Regions from separate parts of the Homo sapiens genome. Here region 2 is linked to region 1. A link is a loop called in an ENCODE intact Hi-C map of the cell type or tissue named here. Cell type or tissue: endothelial cell of umbilical vein. All regions are shown on one strand. Links, peaks and the distances in the headings refer to the core of each region. The heading gives the core; the rest is flanking DNA.

Region 1 (5,390 bases), core at 299-5,298:
TGCTGTTTAACATCTGTTAAATTTAGAATGGGACATTTAGTGTGTCCCGTTCTAAATAGAGGGCACTGCTTTCTGAATAAGGCAAAAATAATTGTATGACTTAACCAATAAAGGAAATTAGATTCTTGATTTTATATTTAATGTCCATGCTGTTATAATAAATTGCATTAAATTTATATTTATCCATTAAGTTGATATATTTTCGTCAAGTGAATTACGATTTCTAAAGGTTTATAATTTTCTCGCAAGTAATCCTTAGAAAAAATAAATCTGAATATTAAGTTTAAGCTGCAGGGAACTTCTGTTATTCCTGTTTGTAATTTGTTGTCAGTTAACAGCTCTAATCCATAAGTGTATTTTTTTTCCTTCATTAGAAAAATAACAAGTTACAAAAGTGCTTAATGCACTACACTATAAAAACAAAAGAATTTAAAGGAGTTTGAATGTAATTGTCTGCTCTCAAGTAATCATAGTTGGTTAGATATTGAACAACTACTTACAAATAAAACAGAATTCACTACCTTCTAGCTTATATAATTTGAAAAGAAATTAGAATATTAATTATTTCATTTTCTATTTGAGTGTTCTCTTTGGTTCTGTAGTCAACAGAGCTCTCAAAATCTATTCATGTAATGCAAACATGAGTGATTTTTCATAAAACCATAATGACAATAGTGAACAGAATAAAGGGCTTATTTCAATAAGAGCACTTGTATCCATTTGATAAATAATTTGTTTCTGTTGAAAATCTTTATGGCATTATTTACTTAACAAGAGACAGGCAATATTAATGACTGGGGCATGATGGAATTAGGAAATGCAGGAAGAGAGTTCTTTCTTATATTCTAATACTTTATTCCTTCAGCATCAATCCTGTAAATTTAATGGGGTAGCATTTGAAGTAGAAAAGGAAAGCTAAATCATTGTCAGATGAAATAGATTTGTCATAAACAACTTGTTTTCTAAATGGTGGTAAATCAAGATGCAACTTTAAACAAAAACAACAAAAAGAATATTAGAGTTGGATTTGTTTAATTACTGGCAAAATGTTTTTCCAAGGAATAGGTGAAGATGTGCTTACTCATTTCCATGAGAACCAGAGATGCTGCTTATGTATGGGATAATCCAGAATCAATCAAGCCCATAGAACCAAGGAGTCAGATATCTCCTGAATTCTTCACTTAAAAAAATGAGGAGGATTGCTGGGTGCGGTGGCTCATGCCTGTAATCCCAGCACTTTGGGAGGCCGAGGCAGGCGGATCATGAGGCCAGGAGTTCGAGACCAGCCTGGCCAATGGTGAAACCCCGTCTCTACTAAAAATACAAAAAATTAGCCGGGCATGGTGGCGCGCACCTGTAATCCCAGCTATTCGGGAGGCAGAGGCAGGAGAATCACTTGAACCTGGGAAGTGAAGGTTGCAGTGAGCCGAGATAGCGTCTCAAAAAAAAAAAGGGGGGGAAATACTTTCAAACGAGCCTCACCTGTTTAAGGATGAAAAATGTTTCCATTTGGTTTGCCTTAGTAGGCTTCTTATTTTATGTTATTTATGTGGAAAACAAGAGGCTCAGAAGACTTGAAGTTTAGGGAGGGTTTGTAAGTCCTGACTGCTTGCCATGGGCTTCTGTTAAAAGCATTAGCTTAAGCTTGAACCAATGCTAAGTCAGGAAGTACAGATATCAAACATACTATGTATGGTAATGTGCACAGATCAGTCTTCAAGACATACTCATTTGTGCCATCTCAACGTTGTGAATACATCTGAGTGGAATTGAGTCTCTTGTGCCCTCAACTTTTAGGACAATTTTTGAAAGACAGTAGAGATTACATATTGGAAAATGTATTTGATGGGATGTGTTATTTATACCCAGCCACAAAGTTCAGTGAACTCCAAATTGACCCCTAGGACAATATTATACTCCCCTCCCCCCTTTGCTGATATGATATGTTTTCAAGATTTCCAGTACCTTTAGATATGTCTGTGTGATGGGATTGGCTAGGAAGCAGAAAGCACAGAACCAATTACTCATACTGTTTCCTTTGAGGATTAGACACAATGACACTATATAATTTTTCCCTCTCTCTGGTGTCAGTGACCTTGTAATGATTTTGTCTGTACTATAAAAACAGCAATATCCTCTGGGAACATCTGAGTATTTCCTCTTATCTCCACATGAGGGACCTCTTGGGCGGATTCCCAAATTAACAAAACTGATTATTTTGTTAAACAATTTAAATTCTCAGATTTATTTGAAACTGTTTTGAACAGACTCTTCTCATATGAAACTCTTTTTTTTGGATTCTCACAGCGTATTCCATCAGGTGGGGATGGTAAGACACTGAAATTTTTTGGCCAGTCTATCCACGGAGAAATGGATTTAAATGGTGACGGTCTGACAGATGTGACTATTGGGGGCCTTGGTGGTGCTGCCCTCTTCTGGTATGTATTTTAATAACATCCTGTTAATCTGAGACTGGGTCACTTGCAGAGCTCCCAGTGTGATTGGAGCTCATGTCATACCAAATATCTATTTCCTTTTGTGTTCCACTATGCAAATACAAGTTATTCAGTTGAGTGAGCTGGAAGAGTCAATACATCTTAAGAACAAAGAAGCTATATGAAAGAAACAAGTAGAATGAACTCTTAATTTGGTGTGTCTATTATGTGGTTTACACTAAAATAGGTATTCTGTTTTAGGAGAGGTATAGGGGAAGAGAAGATCTTATAGAGGATGTATATAAACAAGAAAATATCCCTAATATTTGGTTGCTTACAAGGTTTTAGAGATAATCGACTTTGTATTCATTTACCTGATACATAGAAACAGATAATCGCGTAGCACTCTCTGACTCTGTTTATATTGTTGGTCAAGCCTAGAGGCATCTTAAGTAATATCTTCGCTCAGCCTTTAAAATGCCTAAATCCCCAAATTGGCCCAGTTCTTTCAGATACATACATTCATAATGCTTTATTAATTATGAATAAATAATAATTTAGTAGGCAAAAATAATTATTGCTTACTAAATATCCTATCTCAAAAACTAAATATCCTATTTCAAAAACTGTTCTGTTTGAAAGAAATTACTAGGAAGTCAAGAATCAACTTAATGAGAAATCCACATGATAATTTTGAAAAATATATAATAAATTTCATTAAGAAATATAAAGGAAGGGTTTCATAAATAAAATCTATTTATGCCAGGTGACTTTATGGGAAGTCCGCATGTTGATTCTCCTAAATTAATGCATTGGTTTACTGTAATTCGGGTGGAAACATACATCAATGCTCTTTTTCCCAAAAATCTACCTAGAAGAGTAATAAAGTATAAAAGAAAGGTGAAGATAGAGAGGTGAAAATAGATGACTTTGCTATAATTTAAGATAATGCTTAAGAACTAATGGTCAAATTAAAATGGTACAGTAAATTGTGCACATACAATAATCACTATTTAAAAAAAAAACCTTTACAATAGAGGGGAAAGAAGACTGAAGGGTGATACCTAAGAAAAGGGAATATTAGGCAGCACAGTGGCTGGGACTTTGGGGAGGACTCACCAGAAGCCAAGGCTCAAAACCAGAAGTCAGCAGTGTCAGGGACAATGGATATACTTCAATTTTGTTTGAAATGTTAATCCTGAATTAGTTTATTATGCTCCCTTTAGCTCACAAATATTTATTGTATTAATTCTCATATTAAAAATATGTTTTCAGGGTTTTTATGCTCCAGTTTTGTTTCAAGGCTTTCTTGCAAAGCTTTGCAAACTTATTTATGGCCTCTCCTGCCCCAAATCAAGGCATTGATGGCCCAAAATGATAGTCATTTCCCTATCATAGTCCAGGCTCCACTGACAGCAGAATGGACCAAACCGATATACTGGGACACGAAGACTAAGATTCACAATGCCTAACAAGAAGTGAGAGTGGATACAAGTGACAGATGATAGGAAAAACGTTTGGAAGCAAATAGTGAGAGTCTTGTCATGAGACCTGGACTGACTCCCAAGAAAGATCTGGCTGGGGCAGAGAGGATGTGTGGGGTGGACAATGGTCGAGGCAGCTTCATGCCTGGAGAATCCATATTACTAAGCAGGAAACTAGGCATGTTCATTCATTGCTGATGAAAGGGTAAACTGGCTAAAACTCATTCGAAGGTCTTTATCAATAAGTGTTTAAAAGCATTCCAATGTTCCTACTTTTTACCAAGGATTTAACTTCCTAAAAATGTAAAGATACAATCTAGAAGTACAATTAAAGGTGTCATCACAGCACTGTATGTAATACCATCTTTTAATAATGTTAAATTTACCACTATACTCAGAAACCTTTTTTTTAAATTAAGCTAAATATCCAATGAGATGGGATTGAATGCATAGATTATGGTATGTGCATATGCTGGTATAGTCTGCTTCCATTAAAAATAATAAATCCCATTAAAAATAATGTTCTCAGAAAAATGTAAATATTGGAAAGCTGTTCATTGTAATATAATGTTTTAAAAATTTGTAGGCATACATATGAAGATGTGCTTTTGTATATATGTATGTATGCATGTGTGTACGTGTATGCATGTTTTCTTCTGTAAAGAAAAAACCACTGAGTGTACTAAATGTTAATGATGATTATTGCTGAGTGGTAGTATAACAAGTTATTTGTGTTTTCTTTATGCATTTCTATGATGTTTATATTTTCTATGAGTCCATTGTTTTAACAGAAAAAAGAAAACCACCTTTTTTTAATGCAAAAGCATAAGTAGTGACCTCATTATTCACAACATACACAGTTATAAGGGGCTAGCTCTGGCCACAAGGCAGAAACCAGGTAAAAATGTGCAGTAATTGTTCCGGCTTGGATCTAAGACAATGACCTCAGTATCCATATATTCTCCATGTCTGAGATCTTACTCTGATCTCATTTTGGATTAGTAGACATTACTGGGCTTTCGAGTTAAAACGACTGAGTTTAAAATCCCAGGTTTTTCCTCTTAATAGCTTTTGACCTGGCATAAAATATTTAACTTTTCAGAGCCCCAGTTATCAAACGTAAAACAAAAAAATGATGTTGCTTATAATTAACCTTAAGAATTAAATGAAATAGCATCCATGTCTAGCACAATGCCTCAAATGTTATTTTGCTTTTCCTTCCTAGAAATAGAGGAAGAGCTGAACTCACAAGGACAGACAATATTACAGTCCAGACAAGAGATAGCAGGGGTCTACGGGCTGTTCAGGGACCTTTAGACTTCTTTCAAATTTGGAACAAACTCGTAAATCCCCAAAATACAGTTGATTCTGGGGTTTCACCTGGACACTTGATTCCATCTCTTTTCCATCACAGGAAAAACTAGATCTTTGGTGTTTGAACCAAAAGCCCCAAATGGTTTCCAAATATAAC
Region 2 (5,390 bases), core at 204-5,203, 170 kb before region 1:
TAGAATAAAATCTAAACTGTTACGTATGGATTTATGGCTCTCCCTTATTGTCTCTTCTTCTTTATTTTCAGCCACACCACTTATTCTACTCTCCAGTCATAGTTTCTTTCCTCTCCAGTTTCTGTCTCTTCTTCAAGCCTTATCTTACAATATTCCTTCTTGCTGGGACATTCTCTGCTGCAACGCTCTCCTGCCCTCCATATTCCTTCCATTACCCACACAGCCACTCCTGGCTGGTAAGCCCCATTCATCCTCCAGTTTGCACTTGGACACCACTTTTTGCAGAAGCTCTTCCCTGACTCCCCGGGTCTGGATTAAGTGCCTCCCTGTGAGGCCCTCACTTCCCTCTGTAATTATCATAGTTCACTATAACTTCTTGTTATATGGTTTCTTTTGCCAGTTAGACTGTAAGTTCCAAAATGGCAAAGACATGCTGCCAATTAGCAAATATTTTTCATGTTCACTCTATGCTAGACATTTGGGATACTGTGGCACACTAAATATAAAGTGTGCCCAACATTGCGTCTTAAAATGAGGCTTTTCCTCCCAGATGTGGTGCATTTATGATAGAAGACATGCCTAGGGATACCATGGACCTTTTTGTTCCATGCATATACATGAGGCAGGGCAATTTCTAGAGGATGGAATCACATTCTCCTGGAAGGTAGAATTAGGGTGCAACCATTGGAAATTGCCTCTGCCTGGGCTAGATAAGGCGGTGCCAAGGGTAAAATAACTTTGGTGGATTTTTGAAGTACTATGTGTCAAACCCTATGCTGAAAACAAGAAAGAGATTATTCTTGAACTGAAGCCAACATGTCTCAAAATACTCTGAGCACGAATCTTAGTGGTCTTTATGGTGACAGTGTTTGATAGTACTAACCCATTATAAGATTACTTTCCTGTATGTACTTCCTGCTAATTTATTTAACAAAAATCCTGATATGTGATATACCTGCCAAGCAATTAACGAGATTAGAAATGAAGTAGTCCAGGAATATAAACTGCAGAAGAAAGCAATTTTCACCCCAAAAGTTTACATTTGGCTGAAAAGCCACAATTTAGACCCCATCTCACTGGTCTAATAACACCTGAACTAAAGGAGGCATTTCATTTAATTATCCAAACATATTGGCATGTAAATTCAGGCTATCAGTAAAAATGAAGCGAGATGATGAACTCATCCCTTAGGACTCGTGATTTTGAACAGCTTTTCTCTTTTTAGGATAATTTGTGCTGCTTTATCATCTCAGAAAATCTTTCATTTGTCATGGATGAACTGAGATAAGGGAAGTTATTGCCACCTGGGTGCCTCTCTAATTTTCTAGTATAACAATTGGTATATATTCACCCAGTGAGCAGATTATACAATTTTACCTCTTTCCCTCAATCTAAGGGCCACTGGGAAAATGGAAAAAGTTGAGAGAAAGGGAGAGACAGGCAGAGAGAAGGTAAAAAAAAAAAAAACCCAAAAGAGTAGAATTTTATATTAGATGTTTGACATGAGATTTAATGAGTCTACCTCTGTGGTGGCTTTGTGAGAGACATCTGTTAGTCTTAAGTCCAGAAGAGATAAATTTATTATTATTAAGAGGAATTTGGGGCCTCTGAACATACATGTTAACTTCTTTTTCTTTATTAAATTACTTTAAAATTATAATGTAGAAAAAGTGGTATTGATACTGCAAAGTAGATATAGGACTGGTTACTGACTGAATAGAGCAAAGGAAGTGACTGCTGAAGTCTCCACAGGGGAAAGGCACCAAAGACCGTGAGTCATTTCCCTCTGCAGAAGCCTTGAGGGTCTCAGGGTTTAGGGCCACTAGAGATCAGGATAAGCAAGGCCCTGGGAAGGCACTTAGCTAAAAATAGAGTGATTATTCAAAGTCTGCATTATAAACTGAGGTCTTTTCAAAAAGGCAATGATTAACTCTAGGAAAAGCCAAAAGTTGTCTGAGAAATAAACTTGGAAAAGCGATGGATGTTATTTATGTAACCATAACCATGCTAACATGCTTGTTTAAAGAGAATGTGTGGTAGAGCTATGCTGGGAGGCTGAAGAAAAGGCAAGTCGGGGTGTGGTGATGGCAAGGGAATGCTGAGAAGCGCAACATTTTTCAATGACTACCAAAGGAAGCTAGTAAATCATACATAATCGTGACATATGAAGACATATCAGTAATATTATCTATAAATGTGGAGGAAATAGGGTGAAAAAGTTGAAGAGTTGAAAATGGTTGCTCTGGGGCCTAAGGCTGGAGCATTGGGTAGAGTGGGTAGGAGAAGGGACCACTGCTTTCTAACAGGGCACTTTTATCTCTATCTGATTTCTTAAACTCTGTACATGTATAAAAACAAAAACGTTTTTAATAATTAAAAAGAAGAGAAGTGGGTGGCTTAGGTTGCTGGAGTAGTGGGGATATTAGCCTGGAAGAAATTTTTGATCCCATACCTTTTATTCATTAGCTTTATATACTCAGAATTTCAGGATCTTCTGTGTCAGTAAGTAGGTGATACATACTCAAGCCTGAATTGGTTCATCACTAAAGTAATCATAGCAGTTTGCAGCAAAGAGAAGACAGCACAAAAATTCAAGCCACAAAAGGTTGCACTGTGACTCTTCTGTAAACCTCAACCCAGTGTCAGACGGCTGTTTTTTCCTTTCTTACTGCTATATTTTCAGTGCTAGCACAGTGGCTGACTCACATGGGTGCCTCAGAAGTAGTTGACAAAAATGCACAGAGATTACAGAAATGTTAGTTAAGAAAAGATTGATGAATTAATTGGCATGGATTGGGAGGAAGGAAGTTCTAAGGAAGACTCAACTTGCAAAAGGCCAAATATAACTGGGAGCTAGGCCAAATTTTATCCCTTTTAAGGAATCAAAACCAAGGTTAAGCCAGGGTCAAACCACTAATAAAGGAAAATGAGAACAAAATAAGTTCAAACTGGTATATCTGTGAATTTAATTTGCTTGCTAAGCACGTTGTGTATGAAGTGGGTGGAGTTTGTGAACTGAGGGTGTTCCGTATCTCATATATAGTCCATATCTCATATACATTATTCTAGTTGATATTTCAAAATATAGAAAAATGACAAAGTTTTCATCATTCAACTTATTTGGATGGTCAAGAAAATATAGAGACTATGTGATAAGTGACATAATCAATCAAGTTCAAAATATAATTTTGAAAAAAAGAAGTGGTCTTCTGTCTAACTAGGAATACAAATTTTATGTTTAACAGCATGCATTGTTTACTAGGTCTGCCTTAAAAAGTACCGCACACTGGTTGGCTTAAACAACAGAAATGTATTGCCCTGAAGGTTTGAAGTCTATATTAGTCCAATTTCATACTGCTATGAAGAAATACCCGAGACTGGGTAATTTATCAAGAAAAATAGGTTTAATAGACTTACAGTTCCACGTAACTGGGGAGGCCTCACAATCATGGTGGAAGGCGAAGGAGGAGCAAAGTCACTATCACAAGAACAGCACAGGAGAAACCCACCCCCGTGATTCAATTACCTCCCACTGGGTCCCTTCCACAACACATGGGGATTATGGAGCTACAATTCAAGATGAGATTTGGATGGGGACACAGCCAAACCACATCAAAGTCCAAGATCAAGGTGTTGGCAGGTTTGGTTCCTCCTGAGGTTTCTGAGAAAGAATCTGTTCCATGCCTCTCCCCTAGCATCTAGTGGCTTGCCAGAAATCTTTGGCATTCCTTGACTTATAGATGCATCACCCCATCTCTGCCTTGATGTGCACATGGTATTCTTCATGTGTGCATTTATGTATCTAAATTTCCCTTTTTGTAAGGACACTAGTCATATTGAATTAGGGGCCTACCCTAGTGTATTAGTCAGGGTTCTCTAGAGGGACAAAACTCTCTCTCTATATATATATATGGGGAGTTTATTAAGTATTAACTTACATGATCACAAGGTCCCACAATAGGCCATCTGCAAGCTGAGGAGCAAGGAGAGCCAGTCTGAGTCCCAAAACTGAAGAACTTGGAGTCCAGTGTTCAAGGACAGGAAGCATCCAGCATGGGAGATAGATGTAGGCTGGGAAGCTAGGCCAGTCTCGTCTTTTCACACTTTTTTCTACCTGTTTTATATTCTAGCCATGCTGGTAGCTGATTAGCTTGTGCCCACACAGGTTAAGGGTGGGTCTGCCTTTCTCAGCACACTGACTCAAATGTTAATCTCCTTGGCCACACCCTCATAGACACACCCAGGATCAATACTTTGCATACTTCAATCCAATCAAGTTGACATTCAGTATTAACCATTACACCTAGTCTACTATGACCTCATCATAATGAATTACATCTTCAGTGATGTTATATCCAAATAAGCTCACATTCTGAGGTACTGGGGTTAGGACTTCAACCTATAAATTTGAGGAGATACCCACTATAATGAAGAAATCATGTAGTCTAGGTTTTCTAAAACAATAATCTTAGAGATAGACAGACTATCCAAAAGGGTAGATGACTGGATAAATGGAAGTGTCTGATTCTGATTGTTAGGCTGGGTCCAGCCCAGAAGATGATGATGATGTGTGTCCTTGGGAACAAAAACTAGTAGAGTAAGTGTCTCTTATCTGGAAACAGCACTAACAGCCAGGTGAAAAAAATGCAAAATATTTGAATAAAATGAATTGGGAAAGGAATAAGGTCCAACAGCAGAGGATCCAACTGCAGATCACAAAATCAAGGAGAGCCTACAGCTGAGACACAAGACAAAATGAAAAAGCTAAAGAACTGAAGAGCTGGTGAAATGAAAACAGAATACCGAAGACTGAGCACAGAAATCAGAGAGCTATGGGGAAATACCTTAGTTCAAGCTATAACCTGCTATCATCCTTTGCATGTCTGTGGCAAGCGGTGTGAGCAGATTAGGTATATTTAAAAGTCCAGAACCAAGAAGCATAATAATTATTTTTCTGTCCAACCATAAGACTCATAATTTTCATATCAATGTGATATTTGAAGAACTTAATATCAAATTGCATCTGAAGTTAATTTTTCCCTTGAGTAATAAAAGCAACTTAGAGAGAATCATAATTTGTATGCTTTGTGCCCCAGAAAACCTCTGTGTGGCTACAAGTAGCAGGAAGCCAGACCTAACAGAGTTATGATCCTTGTCTCCAATGTCCCTCAAATTGCACCACAGTCTAAACGGCATGTACTTCTGACCCCACATGAATATCAAGTTATTACAAACTTATGTGACTTTAATGACCTTTCAAAGATAATGCAAACATGAGAACATTCCTAAGTACATGCCATGAAAACTTATATCCAAATGGATGTTGCACTTCAAAGTCACCCTGCAAAGAAGTTATTTTATTTCACAATAGTTCAACATAGTTGCAGTGC

Evidence for each region. Hi-C counts contacts between places; a loop is a spot of excess contacts. Peaks named below come from ENCODE experiments on the same cell type or tissue, not always from the same donor. Only the 100,000 strongest peaks of a DNase experiment are listed, where the experiment ranks them.
Region 2: it touches region 1 in a loop (6-fold over the local background); 1 of 110 quality-filtered maps calls a loop at or near these places.

Annotation. Positions count from the first base shown.
Region 1 is chr5:52,913,157-52,918,546 of GRCh38, forward strand. It overlaps ITGA1 (integrin subunit alpha 1), which reads left to right. Exons shown (of 29, transcript NM_181501.2): 15 at 2,308-2,438. Among named protein-coding and RNA genes, the nearest start is that of ITGA2, 74 kb to the right of the region's middle. In endothelial cell of umbilical vein, for the core only: a CTCF peak has its summit at 2,437 (motif pointing left); a DNase peak (open chromatin) is centred at 2,405; H3K4me3 peaks cover 192 bases.
Region 2 is chr5:52,741,427-52,746,816 of GRCh38, forward strand. The region is part of intron 2 of PELO-AS1 (PELO antisense RNA 1); the gene reads right to left. Among named protein-coding and RNA genes, the nearest start is that of ITGA1, 44 kb to the right of the region's middle. In endothelial cell of umbilical vein, for the core only: no CTCF peak of the experiment used is centred there; DNase peaks (open chromatin) are centred at 1,775 and 2,765; H3K27ac peaks cover 1,534 bases.